Regions from separate parts of the Mus musculus genome. Here region 1 is linked to region 2. A link is a loop called in an ENCODE intact Hi-C map of the cell type or tissue named here. Cell type or tissue: gastrocnemius. All regions are shown on one strand.

The links. Hi-C counts contacts between places; a loop is a spot of excess contacts. Peaks named below come from ENCODE experiments on the same cell type or tissue, not always from the same donor. Only the 100,000 strongest peaks of a DNase experiment are listed, where the experiment ranks them.
Region 1: a loop joins it to region 2, with 9 times the contacts of the local background. A loop is called at or near these places in 22 of 42 quality-filtered maps.

Annotation. Positions count from the first base shown.
Region 1 is chr5:118,591,384-118,599,383 of GRCm38, reverse strand. It overlaps Med13l (mediator complex subunit 13-like), which reads right to left. Exons shown (of 31, transcript NM_172424.4): 2 at 5,814-6,051. Among named protein-coding and RNA genes, the nearest start is that of Med13l, 35 kb to the right of the region's middle. In gastrocnemius, a CTCF peak has its summit at 4,364; DNase peaks (open chromatin) are centred at 4,343, 4,678 and 7,813; H3K4me3 peaks cover 823 bases; H3K27ac peaks cover 2,390 bases.
Region 2 is chr5:118,733,048-118,741,047 of GRCm38, reverse strand. Med13l (mediator complex subunit 13-like) reads right to left here. Exons shown (of 31, transcript NM_172424.4): 14 at 6,990-7,089; 15 at 2,513-2,733; 16 at 2,048-2,253. Among named protein-coding and RNA genes, the nearest start is that of Gm42015, 110 kb to the left of the region's middle. In gastrocnemius, a CTCF peak has its summit at 3,398 (motif pointing right); DNase peaks (open chromatin) are centred at 3,388, 5,102 and 7,291; H3K27ac peaks cover 3,124 bases.

The sequences.
Region 1 (8,000 bases), 140 kb after region 2:
GAGAAGTGACAAAGGCGGAGACTCCTCCTGCACTTTGGTTTGCAGCTGGGTCAGGCAATGCAAAGACAGACCATGACAAAACTGAGGGGATCCTGCGTGCAGACCTAGCTCACCCACAAAAATCTAGCTCCTTCTAGAAACCCCAGTTTATGTCAGGGATACATGCCCTTTCTTATAGAGAAAAGCAGTGAGAACACAATGTCATTTGGCAGCAAAAAAAAAAAAAAAAAGTGTTAATAAAGCCAACACCAGTTCTCTACATATACCTATGTCTCTAAAACCTTTCAAAGCCAATATTCAACTATGCAATTACTTCTTGAATTAGGCCTTTAGCTCTAGCAACATTTATGAAGTCTCCTGATTTTCTAGCCATACACTTAAATTGGCCTCCCTGAATAAGGGCTACAATTTTATCCTTTTAATGAATAACAACCCCAACTAAATCTTAAAAAGTTTGCTATGCAAAGACAAGCTTTTGAAAGAAAAAGAAACCAGAGGGCAGGAGAGATAACCGAGCACGGCACTACTCAAAACTGACATGCAATCAATGGCCACACCACACACAGCATGCTCCTCGCCAAATTAATCCCATTCATGCATGAAATATAGTTTACCTACTGTCAATTGACATCTCTGCTCCAAAGATAACTAACACTTGGTGAAAAGAGATTTCGCAGGCTATAGAGGAGGCTCAGCAGAGACTAGTGCTCGCTGCTCTTACAGAGGCCCCCAGAGCAGCTCCACACCTACAGCTCCAGCTCTAAGAGACCCAATGGCGCTGAGCTCCTCAGGTGCCCACACTCACGTGCACAAATTCACACACAGACAAACACACGCACACAACATAATTAAAATAATAGAAATAATTTTTAAAAGATATTTACTTGGGCTCACTGTATACAGAGTTTTCATGTTGGGAAAAACAAAAAACATTAGACCATGATATCTCTGCTTCCCAATAACAACCCCCAGATCAAAACTTTATTTGACTTTTGTCTAAAGCAATAATCTTTATAATTTTGCCAATTGCTTAATTTTCATATCAGTGGAACACAAGCCCTCCCTTCACATTCTACCTCACTACAATCTTGGTATAAATGTCTCATTTTTCTTTTAAAAAAACCTAATTACATGGTTCAGTAAGTTGCCTGCGGTAACACACTGATGTTATTTACAGTAGAAAGTTAAGACTTCAGCTTGCTCTCACAATTTCAAGCATGTGTAGGTTAATAATTCTAGTTCACTGATTCTCTTTCTATTCTTCATATGAAAGAATCTGAGTAGATATCTTTCCATAATTTTACAATAAGACTTTGTTACTCATTCAAGTGTTAATAAATGTCACATCTCTTCAGTATGTGTAACTCATTAAGTCAAATATTTAAGTAAGCATGCATGTTCACACAGTCATCATACAATACTACTTTATAGCTTTGGCAAACTAATTCAAAACAAAATATAGGAAAATAGAAATGTGATACCAATGTTTTAGGCCGGCTGTAGTGACACCCATCTTTAATCCCTGTGAGGCTCCAGCCATCCTGGTCTACCCTCTCATATATTCTTAGCAGTGGTCTGTACATGCGCCTCTCATATACCCCTTAGACTATAAATCCCTCTAAGTGAACTCACAAATAGAAGCACCTATACAGCCACACACACTCACGAGGTTCCCTGCTTTGACACGCGGCAGCAGTCTCAGTTCTATTTAAGAGTATACATACAACAAGCTAAAACAACTGTCTTCCTCCTGCAACAATTTGGGTTTGCTATGAAACGTAGAGAAGGGACCAGCAAGATGGCTCAACAGGTAAAAGCCCTTGCCACACAAGCCTGCAGACCTGCATCCAAGACCCAGACAGAATCTGTGGAGGGAGGAGAGAACTTCCAGCAGTTGTCCTCCAATCTCTACTGCTTGACCACAGTAGCACACACACACCCACATGTACACACATGCACACATGTCCACAATAGCACATATATCCCCACAACATGTACACACATGCATACATGTTCACAGTAGCACACACACACCCACATGTACACACATGCACACATGTCCTCAGTAGCACATGCACACAGAGAGAGGGAATGTATGGGAAGTGCAGATACATTTCCATGAGCGTGTTCCCTTTGCTGCTGTGCATTTGTATTATTCCCCAGTCCCCACCCAAACATTAAAACTAGAAAATAATTATTTCAGCTTGAAAGTGGGCATTAATATTTGGCACTACCTGCTACCCAGAACAGAATCAATTGCTTAGAAAAATGCCAAAATGTAATTCTCATCTGCGAGCTCACGGTGGTCAGTGCAGTAGCAATGGCCGACAGCTACATTGCAGTTCCAGAGTGACTGCTGTGCGTGCCAGCTCAGGTCCTTATTAACTTTGGCCTCGTAATCCAATTCATAGTGAGGAAACTCAGACAGTGACAGGTTAAACAGACTGAGCAGAGGCTCCCAGCTGGTCATTAACTATGGAGATATCACTATGCCAGATCCAAAGCCACGCCTCTGGAGCTCACAATGCCCACCACCTTCTCTGGCCTCACTGTGACCTTCCCTCACAGGGCTCCAGATACTTCAAGCATTCCAAGTACACGGCTATGGATCCAACACTGTGTCCTGAAGGAGTGAGCACTGTCATTCCATGGAGGCTGCTTTACTAACGTGCACACATACCATGTACCGAGGCAGCAGCTTGGTGTTTACTGTGGTCTGCCAGCCATATGCTACTAAGTCACATCATGACAAGGTGCAAAACAGAACCAAGAAGCATGAACAGTAAGTACTTCAGTACCCCTGGTAATGCCGTAACAGTGTTGCCTGCCCGAGCCTAACACTCATGCCTGCTGGCGGGACTCTGCTAACATTTATATTGCCCGAAATAAAGTAACTCTTAAATAGGCTGACCGGGAAAGGGCGTGTTACACTCTCAATTCTACTGCAACCAATAGGAACTCGGTTCCTCCTCCACCCCAAGGCTTTCCCTACTACTCTACACCTCACTATGCCACTCACTTTTCTAATTAGATGTCAAATATCTCCTAATGCTTGAGTCACAGACTTTACTTTCAGCCACTTTTACATGCAGAAGTGGACAACCTGTGTGACAGGCTCTAACTTTCCCAACGCTCAGCACACAGAGAAGAGGAGACACTCAGGAGGCCACGGCTGCTCAGCAAGAGGAGGCACTTACAGTTCTCAAAGGAAAAGAGCATAAAGAAGACACCATTCCCCGGGGCAAACACAACTGTCAGCTGACACCTTTGGCTCAGGCCCATGCTCAAAGAGCAGTGTCCTCCACCTCTTTCAGTGGTCATCCTGCTGGCCAGTATAATTAAAATGTAGTGTGTCTGCTGAAAGTGGCCCACACCTTTAACCCCTGCACTCGGGAGGCAGAGGCAGGCGGATTCCTATGAGTATGAAGCCAGCTTGATCTACAGAGCAAGTTCCAGGTCAGCCAGACCTACAAAGTGAGACTTTGATTGTAAAATAAATAAATAAATAGCATTTCTATAACTTAAAACAAAACAAAAAAAAATTTTTTTAAATAAGTCAATCTTTGCTTAACTCTTGCCAGTATATTCTCACATTAATGACCTACGTGTGTGACATGAAGCAGCTCGGGAAGAGCAGTCCATGCTTACACGAGTTTTAATAGTGCTGCAACAAGCTGGTCTCACACAACAGCACTCACTTTGCTATCAAGCCAGGCCATGTGTTTTCTAACTTGTTACGAAATGAACTGAAGACATCAGGAAGGAGAAACAGAACCAAAAGTAACAAGGAAGAGCTGGGAGGTGGCTCAGCAGGTAAAGGTGCTTGTCACTAAGTTACCTGAGCCTAATGGCTCAGCAGGTAAAGGTGCTTGTTACTAAGTTTCCTGGGCCTAATGGCTCAGCAGGTAAAGGTGCTTGTTACTGAGTTTCGTGGGCCTAAGCCTTAGGATGTCTCCACAGGTATGCCATGGTGCACATGACCTCCCATCAATCAGTGATAGTTTAAAATATTTTTTTAAGATGAGAAACTAAAGGAGAAAAATGTTTAAAAATCCACACATGAAAAAACTAAAAGAATGCAACAGTTTTACATTCAAACAAACACAAATATAACCTACCAGCTAGAAGCTCTCTTAGAGACTCTGAAAACCCAAACCGTAGGTGGTGTGAAGCTCTAGCTGCATCTACATCACCTACTAATTACACGAGGTTTGGACATGGACATAAATTCTGAGTCTGCGGATGAGCGCACTAGAAAGCAACCTCCCCTAGATAGAGTGAACATACACTAGAGCATCAGGGAAGAGGTTTGCAGCCCAGAGGTAGCTCAATTAGTCCACTGTGCTATACTGCCCCCTAGCTGCTGTGGCAAGATACACCACCAACAGGAGAAAAAAAACAAAACAAAACCAAACAAACAGGGCTGCCAACAAGTTTCAAGAATTTGGCAGGAAATCCTTTAGGCAAATTTAGAACCTTTAAAGCAGACCCACAAGAATACACCGGAGTTTGCTTTATGTCTTCCCGTAATAAATAATAAGAACATAAACTAACGACACATCTCAGCAATGCCTGCAACATTTCAACCACAAACTAACTAGAGCGGATTAAGTTCTAAAGCCAGGCGAGAAGGGCCAGCACTCCCCAGAGAAGGGCCAGCACTCCCCACGGAGACATGGGCTAGCCAAGCAAGGCGCACAGCCTGTCACACAGCTCCACACAGCTCAGACTCAGGGAGTCCTCGGGCAGCACAGCAGCGTGGGAAGGCCTGCCTCCAAACCACAGAACAGCCTGGAACAGCTCCTGACTTAGAGAATTCTGTAGGACATGAATGAGAAACTTGGCGAGAGGAATGGAAACTACTAATAATATTTTCTGCTACTGTAAATGTATGGTAAACATAAAAAATAGTTTAGACTAACAAATATTTTTGCATTAATTCAAAGTTTCCAGGTGTCAGATGCAAACTGAAGTCAAAATTTAGTTAATTAAAAGTTAGTATTTCTGGAATCAGTAAGAGAAATAAACTGAGATACTTTAAAGAAACTTATCTTTCCCGAAAACAGTATCCAAGGTTAATTTAAGATTTGTCCAGTAAAAGATGCATTAGATTTCTGCATTTTCAATTTGCCAACAAAGAGTTGAGCTGTTCACATAGCTGTCTTACTAGTTACTCACAACTCACTATTAATTTAAAAACAGGGGTGCCAGGCGGTGGTGGCGTACACCTTTAATCCCAGCACTCGGGAGGCAGAGACAGGCGGATTTCTGAGTTCAAGGCCAGCCTGGTCTACAAAGTGAGTTACAGGACAGCCAGGGATATATAGAGAAACCCTGTCTCGAAAAAGCCAAAACACAAAACAAAAACAAAAACAAAACAAAAAAGCAGGGTCAGAGCCTTGTCTCCTCCCAGACACTGCCCACTGGGTACACAGTACTCTAACAGTAATGATTTCAGAGGCCAGAAGGACAGGGTGGTGAACCCCTGTACCCCAGTTGGCAAGAGGCTGAGCCAGAAGGAGTGCTTCAAGTTTAAGGCTATATGTTGACTCTGTCTGTAAATGATAAAAGAATGGACTTAAGGTGATCTTACAAGGTTCTAATTTTCAGCATGACTAAGGAAGAACAAGAGAGTTTAAGGAAAGAGAAATGTGGGGGGCGGAGGTGGGGGAGTGAGGCTATTCTTCTGACAAACACACTGTCCACTGCCTGCTTGGGATCTGTTTTAAGCAACTCCTAAATATAAATTCCAAAATTTACAATTGTTCAAAAAACATATGCAAATATTTTTTAAAGAAAAACAAAATCCTTACCCTGCAGTTCATGATGTATTACTCCCACTAGGTTGGGTTCATCTCCCCACCAGAATATCCAGAGCTCTTTGCAATCTGGCTTGACATCACGACGCCATACACACAGCAGGTTGGCTTGCAGACAGCGGATGAAACTTAACAGGATTGGATCATCTTGGGCTGGGGCTGAAATTATGGGTCCACAGTCCCCGTGCCCTCCAAAATTGTACCTACGCCATTTGATTCCTGTGAGTTCAGCCTGGAAAACGACAAAAAATTTGCAATAGTTTTGATTTTTCCTTTTACTTACAGACCACTAAAAGCAAATTCCTATAGGAAGGGAAAGCTGATAAAATAGGCATTTGTATTAAACTTCACACCACAAGGTCTCTTCAAAGGAAGAGCACACATCAGAAGGCTGTCGGGACAAACATCATATTAAATACCAAAATGAAACAAGCTCGCAATCATTATGTGCTGCTGAAAAACTTTTATTCTCCTGACCATTTATTAGGTACCCATATTTTTAAATATTATCTTCAATTATTACTTGCTGTTCAGTTCACAAATTACACTTATTTTAAAACCAAATAAGGGCAAAGAGATTGATCAGTCAGCAGCTAAGAGCACCAGCGCTCTTGGAGGGGACCACAGTTGGATTCCCAGCATCACACAGTGGCTCACAACCCCTCTTAACTCTGACCCCAGAAGCCAGTGCCTTCTTCTTCATGTCTATGGGCACAGGACAGACCTGGTTAACACACATACATGCAAGTAAAACTCTTGTACATACTAAAAAAACTTTTAAATACTTTTATAAATAAATAAAACAAGTAAGATTTTAAAATAACTGTTGAGGCACAGTGGCCCACACCTTAAACCCCAGCACTCAGGAGGCAGGAACAGTGGATCTTCTGTGGGTTTGAGGCCAGCCTAGTCTATAAACCAAGTTTCAGGACATCTAGGGCTATGTAGAGGGACCATCTCAACAACAAAAGTCCAAGTTGATTGTTCCTAACACAAAAACGTGAAATTCACACTGCTTCTAAATCCACACTTGGAAGCACTTGAGCTCACTTCACATTAGGGATAGCAAGCCAGAGAAACATATGTCAACAGCCCTGAATCTGAAAATCCACCATCTGAAACATCTGGACCCCTTGTAGAAGACATTCTGAGGAATTCCCACTCCCTCACCCTGTGCCCCAACCTCAGCAGCCAGTTCAGGAGGTGGGAGTTTTCACCAGGGCAGCACAGCATGCTAAAAGGCTCCTCAGGAAGTAGCTGCTAACACAGCAGCCGGCAGCAGCCAAGGCACATTACACAGAGCCCTGCCTCCTTAGCACGGAACTTTAAACAAGCAAGCAGAGGCCGTGTGTTCTGTGCGCAGTTCACACACTTCTACTTTCGAATTTCCTGAAGCTTAGGTTGGATGAACTGGACAGAACATCACAAAGAGAGCGGGGCTCCTTACTTAGTAGCTACAAACTGGGACCATGTACTGGACCAGAGCAAAGCTGACTCACCACAGTCCTGTATCGAACAGCCCACGTGCCCCCATCCCTTCATTTCCTCTCCCACAAAGCCAGTCATTCTTATGGACAAATTCTTTAAAACAGAAGCACCACAGGGCAGAAAAGTAACCATCTGCAACCCAACCGGGACTAACTCCAAGTGCTTAAACAGCTGACACACAGCATACGTATGTGCGTGTATTTAAGACAGAGTCTCACTATGTAGCCCTAGCTGGCCTTGAACTTACTGTGTAAGCCAAGCTGGGCTCCAATTAAGCAAGCTGCACTTGCCTCCTAAGTACTGGGACTAAAGGTGCAGGATACCATGCCTGGCATATTTTCCTTAAGCAACAAGGTATCCCCAGTATTTACATAGCATCTACATTGCATCAGGCAAATGTAATCTTAAAGACCATCCTAGGTGCATGCAAATCCTGCGTTTCTATGCTGCCTGGGGATCTGAGGCGAGGCAAGGCAAACAATCCTGACAGGAGGACAGCTGGCCAGCTCTCTGAGCTCTCCCTGGCTGAGGAAGTGATTCCTTGGCGCTCCCCTCTTCTCACTGCCATGCCTACACTCTTGTCTAGTTTTCTGTTCAAGCCCCCATGTTTCTTCTAATAAAAGTAATATCTCTGTGCTTTAATCAGAAAGCCTAGCATTATTTTCTAAGTGTCAAAGGAGATAAAGTAAAAAC
Region 2 (8,000 bases):
CATTATAAAACATCTCAACACACTCCCATGGGCCTGTGCACTTGCAAGTCATCAGGGACAGCAAGTATTTCAGTTCTGGTGCCTTGGCACATGAAGCCTGTGCTCCTCAGTGAGCTGCACACCTGTATTACTTACACAGTTATTGCCCTGTAATCTTCTAGAACCTGCACCATTGGCCCAGATATCTCAGGTGTCCCAGGTATCAGGCAATATTTATATAAACCCTGACATACAAGGGTTTCTTGGGTTCAAACAAAAGCTGATACAGAAATTCAACAGTGCAATAAATAACTATCTGCACACTCACTAGATTCCTTTAAATTTTCCTGGTCAACAAAATTCTAAAATGAATCTGCAGTTTGGACCAAAAAGGATCCATGATTGCTAACTGAAAATCTAAGTACTTCACTTGTTCCCTAGGTAGAAAACAGCCTCATTCTTCCCTGTTCATTAAGAATGGACTGAAGACCAATCTTGTGTGAAAAATGGGACAGTCAGCAGAGAGACAGAAGTTGGCGTGGCCTGCAGCAGTCCTGAAGCAAGCATCAGCAAATGTCCCAAGTGTGACAGACAGGTGAGCCAAACGCAGTGGGCACTGGGGAACCCAGTGGGACCCTGACAGTGCAGAGCTGTGCTGCCTGCTCCATAAAGCAGGTCTGGGACCCCAAGGCTAGTTTTAAGTGAAGCAGAGCTAACAACAAACTAGCCACATGGTAGGGGTCAACGCTGACATCAGACCACGACACATCAGACCGTAGGGGAAAAGGTACCTTCCTGTAAGCACAGGCTCTGTAGCAATGCCAGCCTAACCTCTGCTGCAGAGGGCACAGGGCAGGAGTGAGTGATGGGTATAGTGACAGCTCAGAGCATGACGACTACCAGAGCCTGTCCAGAGAGTCTGGGGCTGAGGCTGCACAGCTAGAGCCCAAATGGAGCTTGGCAGCAGCCAGGCCAACCACTTGCAGGGCAGCGGCACAGTCCTCTCCCCTCCCCACCGTGGTCTGCTGCCACTGGCTGCTGGAGCTTTCCCAAAGCTCTGGGGAGAGGGAGCCCACTGTAAGGCGTGGGAGACCCAGGTGCAGCACCCTTCAAGCCCAAGTAGCCATTTTATAAGGCAGAGCTGTCACACGGCATGGTGGTGCTAGCTCCCAAATCCAGGGTCCTCCTGTCATTTTTTTCTACCCAGTTCCTCATTCTGACACTGACTATGTAAATCACTGGCGTCTGTCACAGACATGTGACAAAAATGAGTCCTGAACCAGAAATTTGTTTTACTTGTTCCTAAGGCTTATCTTTGAATTAGTGGTTAACATTTTAAAATAAGACAATATACATATTCAATCTCCCTGCCTGACAACTGTCCCTAAGAAGGGGCATGTGCTGGAGCCCACTCATCTCCACAGTCCCTGCAGTGAAACCGAGCAAAACACCTGCAACCTGCACTTGCTTGCTTATCCATCCACACATGCATGTGGCTCAGATGCACATTTGCATTCGCAAATTATCTGAATAAGAGGTTCTTTCTTTCAAAGAAAGCGGAGTCTGCACTGCTGGTATAAATACTGTTTCTCCGGCAGGTCGAGACAACCAAGTTACCAGCCATGTCTACCTTTACTTTCCCCAACCACACCTCAACCTGTTACTGCTTTACCTAATTGTAAAGTCCCACACTGAAACCATTACCTTACAAATCAAAGCTCCTCCCACTACCCACAAACATCAACAACTTCAATCAAGTGTAGATTCTATGGCAAACACCAGCTTAGAATCACACACAGCTCTCTAATCTTAATTTGTATACAAACATGCAAGTGCGCACAAACACACACACATACATACACACACACACACACACACACACACACACACACACACAGAAGAAACATTTAAAAATAAACACACAGACCCGCACAAGACAACATGGTCAAAAGGAAACTAAGCGAGCAAGTGGTCTCAGAGACTGAGCCACTGTGGCCCCGGGACGAGTCTGAGAAAACAGTGAGGTGCTATCACATATGGTAAGGGGTAGGTAGAGTCCCACACATACTTGTAGCCGTCTCTAATAGAAGAGGCTGCAGGGGGCATGGGCAGCTGTTCCATCTTAGGAGGGACCGCCCATGAGGGCCGGAACAGACAGGCGTCAGGTGTCTTCAGAGGCAGCAGGCAATGGCTCGGCAGCGTCTTCAGTGGAGCAAACATGGAGGATCCCACGAAAGGCTGGAACTGCGGCACTTTGTGCACATAGGAAAAGTCCTGTGACAATGAAATGGGGTTGGCTTAATGCTGGCAAACTAGAGCCAGCCACGGTGGCTCGGTGCTTCATAAAACCCAGGCACAGAACCGACTGTAATTCAATAGTTCTCTCTAATAAGTAAAAAGAAAAATCTGATGCCAAAGCTGTTGATGGAGTGACTTCTACTGACAAGCTCCAGTTTCAATGGTCCTTATGCACTCGTGTGTGTGGCCCACTGAAAAGCACCCCAGCCCTGGGGAAGCCCAAACTGGTTATTACCTTTATCTCCTCTGGCTTGGGGCTTCCTAAGCCATCTTCCACTTCCATCCTAAACTCCGTGAGGTGTGTGGGGACCATGCTGACCACGGGACTCTCCATCATGCCCAGTGCAGTCACTGTCTCTGAACTTACTCCATCTTTATAGTTCATCACAGGAGAAAATGCAGGGTGCTGTTCCAATGACGGAGGGGTGGGGAACATCCTTTGCAAGTCTGCAACTGCTAAAAACAAAATTAAAAGTGCATCTTAACAGCAAGATTCCTCAAAGCTGAGACAAGCAGCCAGGCACAGCAGTGTCCACACAAGGCTAACAGAATGTCAAGACACAGGTCACCCTCAGGCGGCCACACTCCCGAGCCTCCCCCTCTCAAGGGCTGTATGGCATGGTGTAATGCTAATGCAGTGAGCAGAGTCTGCAGAGCATGTCACTTTCTTCCAGTAACTGATCCAGAAAGAGTCAAGAAGAAAGTGAAAGCAATCCAACTACATTATATATTATCAAAGTCTATCTTCATCTGCAAATGTTTATGAAAGAGTAGAGAAAACAGAATTGATTTAGAGCAAGGCTGGGGTTGGTGTGACTGAGTCATAGTCCTGCTGTCTGGGGAATGACTTCATGCTGTCTCTCTAGACTCTACAGGTGCTGTCAACAGGACAGGGTACACAGTGGCCAGAAAACAGTTTACAGTCAGAGTCTAGCAAGTTGGTGCACATTCCTGCCTTCTGTTCCCAGCAAGGAAGGAGGAGGGCTTAGAGAACCCTGTCCTCACAGAGTCGGTATATCCAATAACAAACAGTTCATGAACTGGTGAGAGGCTGAGTCTCAAAGCAGGCTGTGCCTAATACAATGCAAGTGGAGGTTACAGAGCATGGCCACTAGGTGGTGCCCTGTGTTTGGAACTAGGAGTTTATGATTGTTATTATTACTTTTGATGTCCTCCCCATTTCCATAGCTAATGCCTTTCTTAAAGCCCCAACATTTAACTAAGCACCTAGCCCTTAAGCAGGAATTAATATGAAACAATGAACTTGATTATGCAGATTGTGACCTGGCTGCTGCCTCTGGCTGCATACTCTCCAGGGTCCACATCCTCCAGGCAGAGCTCAGCTGTGGCTGGGAAAGATCCTTCCTCAGTGCCTCATCCACCAACTAGCAGCAAGTCTCCCTTAGATATATAACAGGCTTGCTTGCTTTCCACCAGGACAAGAAAGCTTCCAAGAGCTCACTACAGGGAGGGAGCAAATGGACACCTGGAACGGGGGTCACAGGCAGGGGTGAGCGACCTTTCAGAGCCTTTGCCTCTGATTGCTGGCTAGTAGTAGGATTTACAACTTGAAAATGCCTGCAACTAAGAAGGCCAGGCAAGGTAACTATTGGAAACTCTATACACAAATTATTGACTCTAAAGCAAGAGAAAGGTCTCCAATCAAATCAATGTATTTTATTTCAAACACAGGGTAAGATTACTGTAGGGTACAGGCTGACTGGAGAAATGTGCACTATACCTCTAACATTTCCCCAAGCTCAAGAGCAGCAGCTCTACTCTGTTAACATGGAATTAAAGCAGAATTCTGAGAGTCAGAACAGTGTGCTTCAAACTATGGCAAACCAAATCAAGGCTTTAGAGAAGGAGTCTCTATCTGGGGAGATGAGGGCAGAGTGGACAGGAAGGGCTGGAAAGAAAAATTCAACAGGGAACAGTGAAACGACGTGTGTGTTTCCAGAATGGACTAACTTAATGGTGGCAAAGCCTTTAATCCCAGCAACTCTGCAGTCTCAGGAGGCAGAAGTTGGCAGATCTCTGAGTTCAAGGCCATTCTAATCTACACAGCAAGTTCCAGGGCAGTCAGGGCTACACAGTGAGACCTTTCCAAACAACAAAAAAATTACAAAAGCTGGAGAGATGCCTCAGCAGTTAAGAGCACTGGCTGCTCTTGTGGAGGACCCAGGTTCAGTTTCCAGCACCCACATGTATGGCAGCTCACAACTGTCTGTACTCCAACTTCAAGGGATCCAAGGCTTCCAAGGGTACCTGTACTGTGAGCAAGTACACAGACACACCCACACACCCACATCCATTCTCTCTCTCTCTCTCTCTCATACACTCACACAATTAAAAATAATAAAAATAAAATCATATTAAAAGTTAAGACACATAAATAAATAGCTTTGTTTTAAATTTCCTGTAAGAATCATGGTAAGTTTATTTCTGCTGAGGCCACTTGTCTCACTAATGCTATAAAAAGTTACAGCCTCGTGTTTTCAAAGCCTCCGGCACCCTGCTCACTTCCACAAAGACAAGATAGAATTTCCGTTGCCACAGGCTCACTTTAAAGTGCTCTCCACATTCTTACCATCAAATACTGCTAAGGGAGGCCTACTGTCAACGCCACCCACACTGTAGTAAATAGCCTCACCCTGCACACTTACAGAGAAGGCAGGGCTCAGGTGAGCACCTGGCAGCACATGGTGCCCACCTCTCAACTAGGAGTGCAATGCCATGAGAACAGTGCTCAGACACACGCTCTAAGAGCAGGCCCGGGCAACTGTGCACGGGGAGAAAACAGCGAGTCTGGATTCAGATGCCAGGCAGCCATGGAGCCTGGCCAGCACTTTGCTGCTCCTAGAAAAGGACATGGGCAACTCCATGCAGGACTCAAGGGCTGAGCCCTGCTACTCCTTCCTCTCGGCCTTTTCCCGCTCTCCGCCCACCTCAAACCACTGGCTTCTTTCTCAGGATCCTCCTGCCTCAGAGGATAGAGCAGAAGCCCAAGCACAGAATTAAACACTCCGAATGGTCCAACTAACATTTTGTTTTGTTTTGTTTTCCCTTAAGATTCATTCTTAGAAAAAGAAAAGATATAATTTTAAAGAAATTCATAGGCAAATGGTCTGCTCACTGTATTGATCCTTCATTGTTACATACACAAATTAGTAATATGGAATCTTTTCCTTTTACCTGTATGCACTAGCTACAAGTGGCTACTGGGAATTCAGAACACAACAGAACTGGAACAAACTGACACAAGCTGTACACACAACACACACAACTCTAGAGCGCCCCGGAAGTGCTCTATGACTTCTTGTCCTTGGCTACATTAGAAATGACATGTGATGCATTCATTAACAAAACTCCTTCCATGGGGTGTCCTAAGTAGATGTACAAGTGTTGCCCCAGTTTGCAGTGTCTTGGATTCCGTTGGGCGGTGCCCTGGCAGATGTTATATTCATAGCTCACCACAGTCAGGAAGGCAGAGCAGAGACGAAACAGGGTGTGCTGCTTGCACTGCTACAGTTGAGGAGGGAGCACTGGCTCAGCACTGTGTCTGTGTCTACGTCTGCATCTGTGTGTCTGTCTGAGTCTGTGCCTGTGCCTGTCTGTGTCGGTGTGTGTCTCTGTGTGTGTATGTGTCTGTGTCTGGCTCTGGCCCTCCTCTCCCCTCCCATTACAAATTCACTTAGGTCTTGCCTTGGATGGTGCTGGCTCTTTACCTCAGTGCTTATTTTAACTCATTACTGCAGCCTGTACTTTTAAGCATCAGATGCTGAGTCCACTCTAAAGCAATCGCCTTTTAAATAAAAATGAAAGACTAGTGCACAGTCTAAGGACCACCCTGCAGGATGGCTACAGTGAGTGGCCAGCCGTGGCTATGTCTTCATATACTGTGATGTCTCCTGCTGTATGCACTCATGAAGAAACAGAAAGGACTGTCTTATTAGTACACGTGTAAGTCCTCATCTGACCAGCCCTGTAAGTCCATGTTTCTTTCATGTTAATTAAAAACCCCTACAGTGACTGGCTGGCTATCACTATCCGTTTCCTCCCATGGCATGCTTGAGTAAGAAGCTGTGGATCCACTTACACTGTCACGATCCAATCTCTGCACGTCCCACTTCTACATCTGAGCCAGTCAGACTATATTTACGGAGTCATAAAACGTTCTGACTCGTCCTGTGACACAGCGGTTTTCCCCTCAATTTGTTCTCAATAACAGCTGAAGAGAATGAACAGGAACCACAGGGTGATGTGCAACGGCCTGTGTCTCCCTCAGGGTCTGCAGGGCCACCCTGACTTTCCTCTCACTGCGGGTCTGTTTCCTTCAGGTAAAGACTACACTACTGACCACCCCCCCCCCCGGCCCCCGCGCCCCCGTGTGCATTAGCGGCCTCAATAAGAAACCTTAAACTGCATGACAAGTCCTGACAAACACTCATTATCTGTAAGTCAATTAGAATGCTGAAAGAAGAAGAGTTTTCTGTAACTTCTCTGAAGTTAAGTGTGTTGCTTGTGACCCACTGGGAAAGTGACCTCCGACAGAACCTCCGGCCCTCGAAACTGAGTGTAAACACAAAGCAGAATGACATCAAACGAGAATGGGTTCTGTCTCTGAGCAGCTGCCTGCCTTCTCGGAAGCTCCAACGTCTTAAGTTTTAACTCTCAATGGTGACCGTGTCGGTTCAGGCTCCTGCACCTACTTGGAGGGTAAGGGCCAGCAGCTCTTCCGTCCTTCCCAGGGGGCCGCTCCTCAGTCCCAACAGTAGGCATCTTGGATGAACGTAGAGCAGGGGACACGGCCTGAAAACAAGTTGAATAGTTAGAACACTTGAAAGCGCACACCTCTGACACTTAAAAAATAAAGCAAGCACATCCTCATGACACTCCCAGAACCACTTCCAGACAGCTATGCCAGGGACAAACACAGCATCTCCAGTGAGAAGGCTAGAGAGTCTGTTTGGCACAGGCCTTCAGGCACACTGCCTCCAGGACAGGACGAGGGCAGCTGTGCCAACATGGTAGCTGGCCAGGTATTCTGGCAGTTACTGGCTGTGGGGCTGGCTCTTCCTCCATGGGAGGAGGCAACTAAAACAGTGGTCCTGTGCTCCCTCCCCAAAGCCATCGGTTTATGTCCTGTCATTCCCATTTAAAAGTTAACCTCTGTCTTCACAGAGGCAGCTCCATCTAAGAACCTCTGAATGCAGACAACTGATCAGTTATTCAAAACAAGGCAATTTCCTTACTAGAAAAGAGTACCTTTAAGATCTCAAATAGGCTGGTTACAAAATAAAGTATATCCAATAACATAAAAGAATAGATCTTGGGGCAGTTAAGACTACTGTTCCAGAGGTTCAATTCATCACATGGTGACTCACTTCTGGAGTGTCTGAAGACAGCTACAGTGTACTCATATACACTAAATAAGTAAATTTAATAAAATTTAATACATTTTCAAAAGAATAGATCTTGCAGATCTAACACCTTTTATTTATACTTCCATTATATACAGTTGAAATGTACATTTAAATTCAAACACATCTGACTGCTCAGCCAGCTGCCCACCCCCCCCCATCACTCACTAGGTAAATCAGTTTTATCAATAAATGCTGGAGGAGAAATCAAAGAATCTATTATTTCAAAGAAATAAAAATTCAATTGAAAACATCTCCTTTGTGTTTAATATTGTTTAAAGTATATTCCTCAAAGAGCCG